Regions from separate parts of the Homo sapiens genome. Here region 2 is linked to region 1. Evidence: chromatin loops called from intact Hi-C (ENCODE). Cell type or tissue: heart right ventricle. All regions are shown on one strand. Each heading gives the region's core, and the rest is flanking DNA. Links, peaks and the distances in the headings are about the cores only.

The links. Hi-C counts contacts between places; a loop is a spot of excess contacts. Peaks named below come from ENCODE experiments on the same cell type or tissue, not always from the same donor. Only the 100,000 strongest peaks of a DNase experiment are listed, where the experiment ranks them.
Region 2: a loop joins it to region 1, with 9 times the contacts of the local background. A loop is called at or near these places in 3 of 110 quality-filtered maps.

Annotation. Positions count from the first base shown.
Region 1 is chr9:118,624,253-118,629,637 of GRCh38, reverse strand. No RefSeq gene overlaps it. Among named protein-coding and RNA genes, the nearest start is that of LINC02578, 53 kb to the left of the region's middle. In heart right ventricle, for the core only: no CTCF peak of the experiment used is centred there; no DNase peak of the experiment used is centred there.
Region 2 is chr9:118,674,226-118,679,610 of GRCh38, reverse strand. All of the region lies in intron 3 of LOC102724929 (a long non-coding RNA gene), which reads left to right. Among named protein-coding and RNA genes, the nearest start is that of LINC02578, 2.8 kb to the left of the region's middle. In heart right ventricle, for the core only: no CTCF peak of the experiment used is centred there; no DNase peak of the experiment used is centred there.

The DNA.
Region 1 (5,385 bases), core at 139-5,138:
GCCTTATGATCAATGTGATGACCAAATGATATATAGGCGAATGCACCAAAATGCACAGCATAACCTGGCACACTGTAGACATTTGATCACCCATTAAAATTTAAGTTGATGGATATCCCAGTTACACTGACTTGATATTTACAAAAATATACATGTATCACTGATCACATGTACCCTGAAAATGTGTACCTCTATTATGTATCAATGAAAACAAATTTAACAAAATTTATTTTGAAGATGACACCTGGTGTGACAAATGCACACGTGATGAAGTTGATACGGATGCTGGAAGCTAACAGGAAAGTGGAGGAGATAGGGAGGGTAAGTCCTTCTGTAAAATTTCAGCTCTTCCCTTTTTCCACCACTGCTGCTGATGGGTCCTACAGTTCTGGACCTGGAGTTATTATCAGTGGCCCACACATATTTCAATGCCCCAAACCAATTAAGAGGCTATGTCTTCCTCCTTCAGTTCTAGATATCTGGCTCACAAACCCACTTCCGCATGGCCTGTCTAGGAACTGCCAGCATCTGTCAGTTCCCTCCTTGCCTTTTCCCCTCCCCTAATCTCCTATCTTGATACTCAATGGGATAGAAGTTTCACCAGTATCTTAACTCAGTGGGTATCTTTGCTTGGTTCATCTATATTTGTGTGTATCTTGAGAAAAGATAGCTTGAGGTCAGGATGTGGTGCTAGGGGCTGCTTTCCTTCCACATCATCATCACCACCCTAGATGTCTAGGCCCTTAGTGTCTCTTCCCAAAGTTTGTAATTATGTTTCTGTTGAAAGATAGTTGTTTGGCAGTCATGGTGGCTCACACCTGTAATCTCAGTAGTTTGGGAGGCTGGGTTGAGAGGACTGCTTGAGGCCAGGAGTTCAAACCCAGCCTGGGCAAAATAATGAGACCCCCGTCTCTACAAAAGAATAAAAATAAAATAGCCTGGTGTGGCATGTGACTGTAATCCTAGGTACCTGGAAGGCTGAGGCAGGAAAATTGCTTGAGCCCAGGAGTTCAAGGCTGCAGTGAGCTATGATGGTGCCACTGCACTCCAGCCTAGGCAACAGACTGAAAAAAAAGGAAGAAAGATAGTTGTCCATACAGCATAGTTATTGGTGTGTTTGTGTGTGTGTGAGAGAGGGGTGTTAAAAGATTAAGGTGCAAGTAGAAGTTTCCCTTGACAGTTGATCATAGACTTATTGCTAGCAATTACAAGTACTCCTCCAGAGCTCCTCAATCCAGATGAAATGTGCTGCATGCTACTGAAATAGAGATGGGATGGTCTTTAGTCCACACCTGTCCCTGTGCTGGTTGCAGGTGCTCCATCTCAGGCAAAACAGGGCAATCTCCTTTTGATGACACATCTCACTGTTCCTCCTTTCTCATTTTGCCCCAATCTATAGGATGTTATCTAGTCTCAGGCTGTGTGTATGTGTTGCGCCGGGGGTTGTGGGGTGAGGTACTGATTATGCATGTGTACATTTTATATATTTTTTTTCTAGTTCAGAATCACTTTATGACTTTCTCTGCTGTAAATGTAGTGTTGTTTAAAACAGGACAGGGCTTATGTCCAGGAGTGTATGCTGGGGGGGCACTGGTTCTGGGTCCAGAGAAGAAATTTGATGAGTTCCTAATTAAGTAAAAAATTAATATTTGTAAAGATTTTCCAGTCACATTACTTTTACTTGGACATCTTTAGTATATCCAATGAAATAATAATTAGCCTATAAATCATAAATATGTTCCAAGCAGGGCAGATGTTATTTAACAAATTTGTATAGCCAGTGGTGGCATGGAGCTGAGTCAGGAGCAGCAGCTGGGAAAAGCTAAATTATCTTGAAAATTTGAATAAATTTGATTTTGAAGTTTGTGAAGGAATCTGGGAGGGATGGTGTCTGGAAGAATCATGGAATAGAAAGAAACGAGAGGGGTAATAAGATAATATGAGGCCTGGATACCTTGTAGGATGAAGCAGCCATGAAAAATCCTCAATCAAGCAACAAAGGAACTCTTATAACCAAGAATATGTAATAAACAGTTTTGAGTGGTGAAATGGTTTGGCTGTGCCCCCATCCGAATCTCACCTTGAGTTGTAACAACCCCCATGTGTCAAAGGCAGGGCCAGGTGGAGATAATTGAATTATGGGAGTGGTTTCCCCATACTGTTCTTGTGGTAGTGAATAAGTCTCAAGAGATCTGATGGTTTTATAAATGGGAGTTCACCTGCACAAGCTCTCTCTTGCCTGCCACCATCTAAGACGTGCCTTTGATTCTGCTTTGCCCTCTGCCATGATTGTGAAGCCTTCCCAGCCATGTGGAACTGTGAGTCCCTTAAACCTCTGTACTCTATAAATTACCCAGTCTAGGGTATATCTTTATTAGCAGTGTGAGAACAGACTAATACAAGTAGTTTGAATTATTGTGATCTAAAATTCTTCTTAGCTCCCCAAATTTTGCACTAAATATTCTGCGTATAAAGAATATACATTCCTTGTAAGTTGTATTCCTAGATATTTTATTTTCTTTGTAGCAATTCTGAACGGAATTCACTCATTTTTTTGGCTCTCTGTTTGTCTAATACTGGCATATAGGAATGCTTGTGAGTTTTTCACATTGATTTTGCTTTCTGATATTTTGCTGAAGTTGCTTATCAGCTTAAGGAGTTTTGGGGCTGATGACAATGGGGTTTACTAAATATACAATCATGTCATCTGCAAACAGAGACAATTTGATTTCCTTTCTTCCTGTCTGAATACCCTTTCTTTCTTTCTCTTGTCTGATTGCCCTGGGCAGAATTTCCAATACTATGTTGAATGGGAAAGGTGAAAGAGGGCATCCTTGTCCTGTGTGGGCTTTCAAAGGGAATGCTTCCAGGTTTTGCCCATCCAGTATGATATTGGCTATGGGTTTGTCATAAATAGCTCTTATTATTTGGAGATATGTTCCATCAATGCCTAGTTTATTGAGTGTTTTAGCATGAAGGGGTGTTGAATTTTATTGAAGGCCTTTTCTGCATCTATCACTGCTCAAGGAAATAAGAGAGGACACAAACATATGGGAAAAAATTCCATGCTCATGTATAGGAAGAATCATTATCGTGAAAATGGCCATACTGCCCAAAGTAATTTACAGTTTCAATGCTATTCCCATCAAGCTACCATTGACTTTCTTCACAGAACTAGAAAAAAAACTTTAAATTTCATATGGAACCAAAAAAGAGCCCGTATAGCCAAGACAATCCCAAGCAAAAAGAACAAAACTGGAGGCATCACGTTACTTGACTTCAAACTACACTGCAAGGCTACATAACCAAAACAGCATGGTAATGGTACCAAAACAGATATACAGACCAATGAAATAGAGCAGAGGCCTCAGAAATAATGCCACATGTCTACAACCATCTGATCTTCAACAAACCTGACAAAAACAAGCAATAGGGAAAGGATTCCCTGTTTAATAAATGGTGCTGGGAAAATTGACTAGCCATATGCAGAAAACTGAAACTGGACCCCTTCCTTACACGTTTTACAAAAATTGACTCAAGATAGATTAAAGACTTAAACATAAAACCTAAAACCATAAAAACCCTAGAAGAAAACCTAGACAATACCATTTAGGACATAGACACGGGCAAAGATTTCATGACTAAAACACCAAAAGCAATTGCAACAAAACCCAAAATCGACAAGTGGGATCTAATTAAACTAAAGAGTTTCTGCACAGCAAAAGAAACTATCATCAGAGTGAACAAGCAACCTACAGAATGGGAGAAAATTTTTACACTCTATCCATCTGACAAAGGTCTAATATCCAGAATCTACAGGGAACTTAAATAAATTTACAAGAAAAAAACAAACAACCCCATCAAAATGTGGGTGAAGGGTATGAAGAGACACTTCTCAAAAGAAGACGTATATGTGGCCAAAAAACATGAAAAAAACCTCATCATCACTGGTCGTTAGAGAAATGCAAATCAAAACCACAATGAGTTACCATCTCATGGCAGTTAAAAAGGTGATCATTAAAAAGTCAGGAAACAACAGATAATGGAAAGGATGTGGAGAAATAGAAACACTTTTACACTGCTGGTGGGGGTGCAAATTAGCTCAACCATTGTGGAAGACAGTGTGGCGATTCCTCAAGGATCTAGAACCAGAAGTACCATTTGATCCAGCAATCCCTTTACTGTGTATCTACCCAGAGGATTATAAATTATTCTACTATAAAGACACAAGCACACTTATGTTTATTGCAGCACTATTCACAATAGCAAAGACTTGGAACCAACTCAAATGTCCATCAATGATAGACTGGATAAAGAAAATGTGGCAGATACACTCCATGGAACACTATGCAGCTATAAAAAAGAATGAGTTCGTGTCCTCTGCAGGGACATGGATGAAGCTGGAAACCATCATTCTCAGCAAACTAACACGGGAACAGAAAACCAAACACTGCATGTTCTCACTCATAAGTGGAAGTTGAACAATGAGAACACATGGACACAAGGAGGGGAACATCACATACTGGGGTTTGTCAGGGGTTAGGGGGCAAGGGGAAGGAGAGCATTAGGATAAATATCTAATGCATGCGGGGCCTAAAACCTAGATGACAGCTTGATGGGTGCAGCAAACCACCATGGCACATGTATACCTATGTAACAAACCTGCATGTTCTGCACATGTGTCCCATAACTTGAAGTATAATAATAATAAAAAAAGAGTATACATGAAATACGTGTAGTGTATGTGAATACATGTGTATGTATATATAAGGGAAAAAAATTCAAAGACAAATGTTAATTTGACTCAGCTCAGAGCAGTCTCTGGGTATGCGAATAATGCATGGGACACAGAGATGACTCATACATGTCTAAGCTATGTATTTAAGCCATAAACCTCCTCAGAAACTTGATGATATCTCATGAGATTTAGAATTCCAAAGGTGGCAAAATTTGGGACCTGAAACAATCTTATGAAGATCTCAAGCATCAGGAAAGCTCATTGAACATCCGGGTCTGAACAATTCCTGTAACCAAGATCAAATGCCTTGTCCTCTAAGGAGTCTTCTTCAAATACTACTTGATAAAAATTAATTACTTTTTGAAGCTCTTATATAACTTTGTGTATATAACTTGTTATAGATTTTTATGTTTGTGCCTGTCTCCCTAACTGATCCTCAGTGCTATACCTATTTGTTAGTATTTTTCAGAACTCATTCCTATGTTTTGTGCAATGAATTAAATGTTTCTATGATACTACCTTTCTCCTTGCTTCTTAATAAAAGGCTGCATCCTGTGCATTGGCTTAAGACTAGAAACAATAATAATAAATCCAGTCAGAAGCAGCAAGGAATGGAAGAAACTGTGAAAGCATGTGAAGAAATATCC
Region 2 (5,385 bases), core at 170-5,169, 50 kb before region 1:
CCAATATATAGACAGAGAAAGAACAGGTGTGAGGAGGAGTCTAATGGACAAATCATTTGAGCTCTGAATCAGGGCATGCCTGCTCTCTGTATTTCTTCTGTATCTCCCATATATGAGAATCTCAAGAACTGACTTTAATATCTTTGGGTTCCTCTACATATTATGGAACTATTCCTAATAAAAACTATTAGTCCCTTAAACTTCCCTGCCAATCTGGAATGTTCCCTTTGGATTTTCCTTCTTAATTTACCAATTTCTGAATCCTAGATTAAGATTCTTACCCTTAGTATAATACCTTCCTTAAGCCTGCCACTAAATGCTTGTCTAAATGCTTGGGGGATTTCCTGTGAAATATTTTTCATTTGACTGAAGGAGTGGTTGGAATAGAAGACAAAATAGAAGAGAAAGAAAAGTTTGGGGTGGTAAGAGAAGGTCTTATTGAAAAGTAACAGTTGCCTCCCTCTCCCTCTCCCTCTCCATCTCCCTCTCCCTCTCCCTCTCCACGGTCTCCCTCTCCCTCTCCACGGTCTCCCTCTCCCTCTCCCTCTCCACGGTCTCCCTCTCCCTCTCTCTCCACGGTCTCCCTCTGATGCCCAGCCGAGGCTGGACTGTACTGCCGCCATCTCGGCTCACTGCAACCTCCCTGCCTGATTCTCCTGCCTCAGCCTGCCGAGTGCCTGGGATTACAGGCGCGCGCCGCCACGCCTGACTGGTTTCTGTATTTTTTGGTGGAGAAGGGGTTTCGCCGTGTTGGCCAGGCTGGTCTCCAGCTCCTGACCGCGAGTGACCTGCCCGCCTCGGCCTCCCGAGGTGCCGGGATTGCAGACGGAGTCTCGCTCACTCAGTGCTCAATGTTGCCCAGGCTGGAGTGCAGTGGCGTGATCTCGGCTGGCTACAACCTCCACCTCCCAGCCGCCTGCCTTGGCCTCCCAAAGTGCCGAGATTGCAGCCTCTGCCCGGCCGCCACCCCGTCTGGGAAGTGAGGAGCGTCTCTGCCTGGCCGCCCATCGTCTGGGATGTGAGGAGCCCCTCTGCCAGGCCGCCCAGTCTGAGATATGAAGAGCACCTCTGCCCGGCCGTGACCCCGTCTGGGAACTGAGGAGTGTCTCTGCCTGGCCGCCCATCGTCTGGGATGTGAGGAGCCCCTCTGCCCAGCTGCCCAGTCTGGGAAGTGAGGAGCGCCTCTTCCCGGCTGCCATCCCGTCTGGGAAGTGAGGAGCGTCTCTGCCCGGCCGCCCATCGTCTGAGATGTGGGGAGCGCCTCTGCCCGGCCGCAACCCCGTCTGGGAACTGAGGAGTGTCTCTGCCCAACCGCCACCCCGTCTGGGAGGTGAGGAGCATCTCTGCCTGGCCACCCTGTCTGAGAAGTGAGGAGCCCCTCCGCCCGGCAGCCGCCCCATCTGGGAAGTGAGGAGCCCCTCCGACCGGCAGCCGCCCTGTCCAGGAGGTGGGGGGCATCCCCCGCCCGGCCAGCCACCCCATCCGGGAGGGAGGTGGGGGGCATCCCCCGCCCGGCCAGCTGCCCCGTCCGGGAGGAAGGTGGGGGGCAGCCCACGCCCGGCCAGCTGCCCCATCCAGGAGGGAGGTGGGGGGTCAGCCCCCGCCCAGCCTGCCGCCCAGTCCGGGAGGGAGGTTGGGGGCAGCCCCCGCCCGGCAGCTGCCCCGTCCGGGAGGTGGGGGGCGCCTCTGCCCGGCTGCCCCGTCTGGGAAGTGAGGAGCCCCTCTGCCCGGCCGCCACTCCATCTGGGAGGTGTGCCCAACAGCTCATTGAGAACGGGCCATGATGATGATGGCGGTTTTGTCGAATAGAAAGGGGGGAAATGTGGGGAAAAGAAAGAGAAATCAGATTGTTGCGGTGTCTGTGTAGAAAGAAGTAGACATAGGAGACTCCATTTTGTTCTGTTCTAAGAAAAATTCTTCTGCCTTGGGATGCTGTTAATCTATAACCTTACCCCCAACCCCGTGCTCTCTGAAACATGTGCTGTGTCCACTCAGGGTTAAATGGATTAAGGGCGGTGCAAGATGTGCTTTGTTAAACAGATGCTTGAAGGCAGCATGCTGGTTAAGAGTCATCACCACTCCCTAATCTCAAGTACCCAGGGACACAAACACTGCGGAAGGCCGCAGGGTCCTCTGCCTAGGAAAACCAGAGACCCTTGTTCACATGTTTATCTGCTGACCTTCCCTCCACTATTGTCGTATGACCCTGCCAAATCCCTCTCTCCGAGAAACACCCAAGAATGATCAATAAATACTAAAAAAAAAAAAAAAAAAAAAAAGAAAAGTAACAGCTAAGAAAAAAAAAAAAAGAAAAGTTTGCAGAATGTGCAAAGAAAAAAAGAAAAGGAAGGGTCACAAAATTGTAGCACATTTGTTCTTGGATAATTATGTGCACATTTCATAGTGATGAACAGTATATCACGACAAAAATAACTGCATATAAAACATTTTAACAAAACAGGCACAGTGTTGCATACATACTGTAATTACAATATAAAATAATAGGTATTAAGAGTAACAGAGAAGAAAAAAATAACTTTGCTTTTAGTGTGGTAAAATTATAGGTGAGATTTTTTCTCTGCAAGTATTTACATTAATTTTACAGTTTAAATAAAATTTTTTTCCTCTATTTTCCCAATTTTCTACAATGTGTTCATGGTGTGTGTGGTGGGGGCTGAGAAGTGTGGGATGAGAGAAAAACATGTGGACCCAATAATCTCAGCTCCATTACTTCTGTATGGGATCTCGTCAAGATGCTAACATCTTTAGTCTTAATCTCACCTTCCGTAAAACGATGAAAAAACTGACAGGTTCCAATGCAAAAGCCTACTTTTTAAAATGTAAATTACATATCTTAAGTGTTGGCTTATTAAACTTCTAAGGCTATTCTTTACTTCCCCAAAGAACGTATCTGCTTCCATTTTCTTGATGCACATAAAACACTCATTCTACCACCACCAAGATTTTATTAGAGCCACATTTTTTTTTTCTGCTTCAAAAATGTCAGCAGGACAAATATATTGAATTCTGATTCCTTAAATTGGTCTCCTGTGTTGAGGAGACAATATAGAATAGTTGAGATATGGTGAACTGAAGCATGTATATTTGGCTAAAGAATAAAGCAACTATTTATCTCCAGAAAAAATGTATCAAGTCCCATTACAATAAAGAAACAAACTGTATACGTCTTAGAAATATACATTTTTAAAAATAAATCCACTCCTTGAGCCATGAATATGCAATCTCAGAGCTACATGAGATGTAATGGATCTTTCAGTTCTGTGGTTGATTAGAATTTAATTAGTTATTATGTCTTTGAGGTCTAATAGAAGGACATGTTCATTGAATACAGTTTGTTTTTGTTACCCAGCATTCATTTACTCTTCTTTTGCAAAAATCTCAGATTTTATTTGAAGAGTGGCATCTTTCCTCCACTCTCAATCTATATATTCTGTTGGAGTTGAGTCCATCTGTAGCTCTAAGGGGAGCTTAAGGAAATAAAATGCTGCATACTGCTAATAAGATTGTTTCAGGGATAGATATGTTGCTACGTCAAGCTAATCAGAGACAAAGGACTAAATTCTGGGATATATTTTAAGCTATCAGAAAAGCAGACTCACTCTTTTTTTTTTTCTGTTAGATAGGATTTAAAAAAGAGGTAACCCCAGAAGATACTAGAAGCAATATTAGAACCATGGGAAAACAAAATTCTAAGAAAATAGAGGCAAAATGGAGAAAAATACATGATTGGGAAGGAAATGATGAATTCTCATCATATCATTTGTGCCCCTATATCCAGCATTGTCAGAAACTAGTAACCTTGATTTTTCAAACATGGGATCCATTAAACATTTTTAACCTATGTTAAGCTAATTTGCATCTGGGTTTCTGTTAATGGAAACCAAAACACCAAGCTGTTACACAGAGGGAATGATTGGGGTGGAATGAGAAACATCTTTAGTCCTGAATATCATTATTTTAAGAAGGAAGAAAGGAAAAGAAAAGAGAAAGGAAGAAAGGAAGGGAAAGAAAGAAAGAAGAGAGAGAAAGAGAGAGAGAAAGAAAGAGAAAGAAAGGAGAGAGAGAGAGAAAGAAAGAGAGAAAGAGAGGAAGAGAGAGAGGAAGAGAGAAAGAGGAGAGAAAGAGAGGGAAGGAAGGAAGGAAGGAAAAAGAAAGAAAGCAACCCCGTGATAGCATGTGTCCGCACCCTCTAAGATGTTGAACGTTTCACTGAAGCATGGCTGGGCATAATGTCACCATGTCCCAGCACAATTTCTAGATGTTGCTCTTTTGAATAAACATCATCAGCACCTTCTCTTTTTACAGTGGAAAAAGAAATGTTATTTTGCTTTCATCCCTGTTGCCATATTCCCCTGCGGAACCACTTCAATTTAGTGGAGTAGAAAGGGACCCAGCGGTTTGCGTCTACTGTTATGAATGTGGTACTTGAAATGCCAGAGTCAATGACATGAGACGCAGGGCTTCATTACTTCTCAGCTCACCCAGACTCAGGCTTCCCAGGACCCAGAGATAGTTTGCTGCCAGAAAGATACGTTTGAATTTCAATGTGTCAAGTCTTTCTTCCTGTACTTTCTATGTTGCAAGCTGCAAATGGCTTTTAAAATCTTGAACATTGCAGTGACTCAGCTCTCTGCCTTTTACCTCTGCCTAGTACTAAATTGGATATATTTATTTCCAAGTTGCTATAATAAATAAAGAAATACGTAGTCTAGGGAAGAGCATGAGTCTACAATCACAAAACATCCAATACATAAGAACATTTCATCTAGACAGTTCACACTTTAGAGGAGGAAACATGGAGAAGGTGAGGCACAGAGCACTTGGACTGTGAAGGCCAGTTCTGAGGCTCGGTTCTATCTTTTCCTAAATGAGTACATTTGATGAAATGGCTGAACCTTTCTCCAGCCTCAGTGTCATCATAAAAGAGGAATGATAATAATGCCTCTTTCACAAAATTGTGATAATATTTCATTATTGAGAGCTATTATTAATCATAACCAGTTTGCAGTGAAGAATTAGGACTAAGAAAGGGAAAATTTACCCATTCATTCAAGAAATATTAAAGGTGTGCCATAACAAAGGAAGGAAGGAAGGAAGGAAGGAAGGAAAGAAAAAAAGGAGGGAGGGAGGGAGGGAGGGAGAAAGGGAGGGAGAGGAGGGAAAAAAGAAAGAAAAGAGAATAAAGAAAAGAAAAGAAAGAAAAGTAAACATATAGCATCTAGAGCCAACCCAGTCATACCAGAATACAAGTTTTTGCCCTAGCCTTTAATAACTTTATGACCTAGGGCTTTATTTGTTCTGCCTCCCATTCCTTGCCTATAAGAGGACTTACCTCATTGGGTTATGGGGAAGACTTTATGAGAT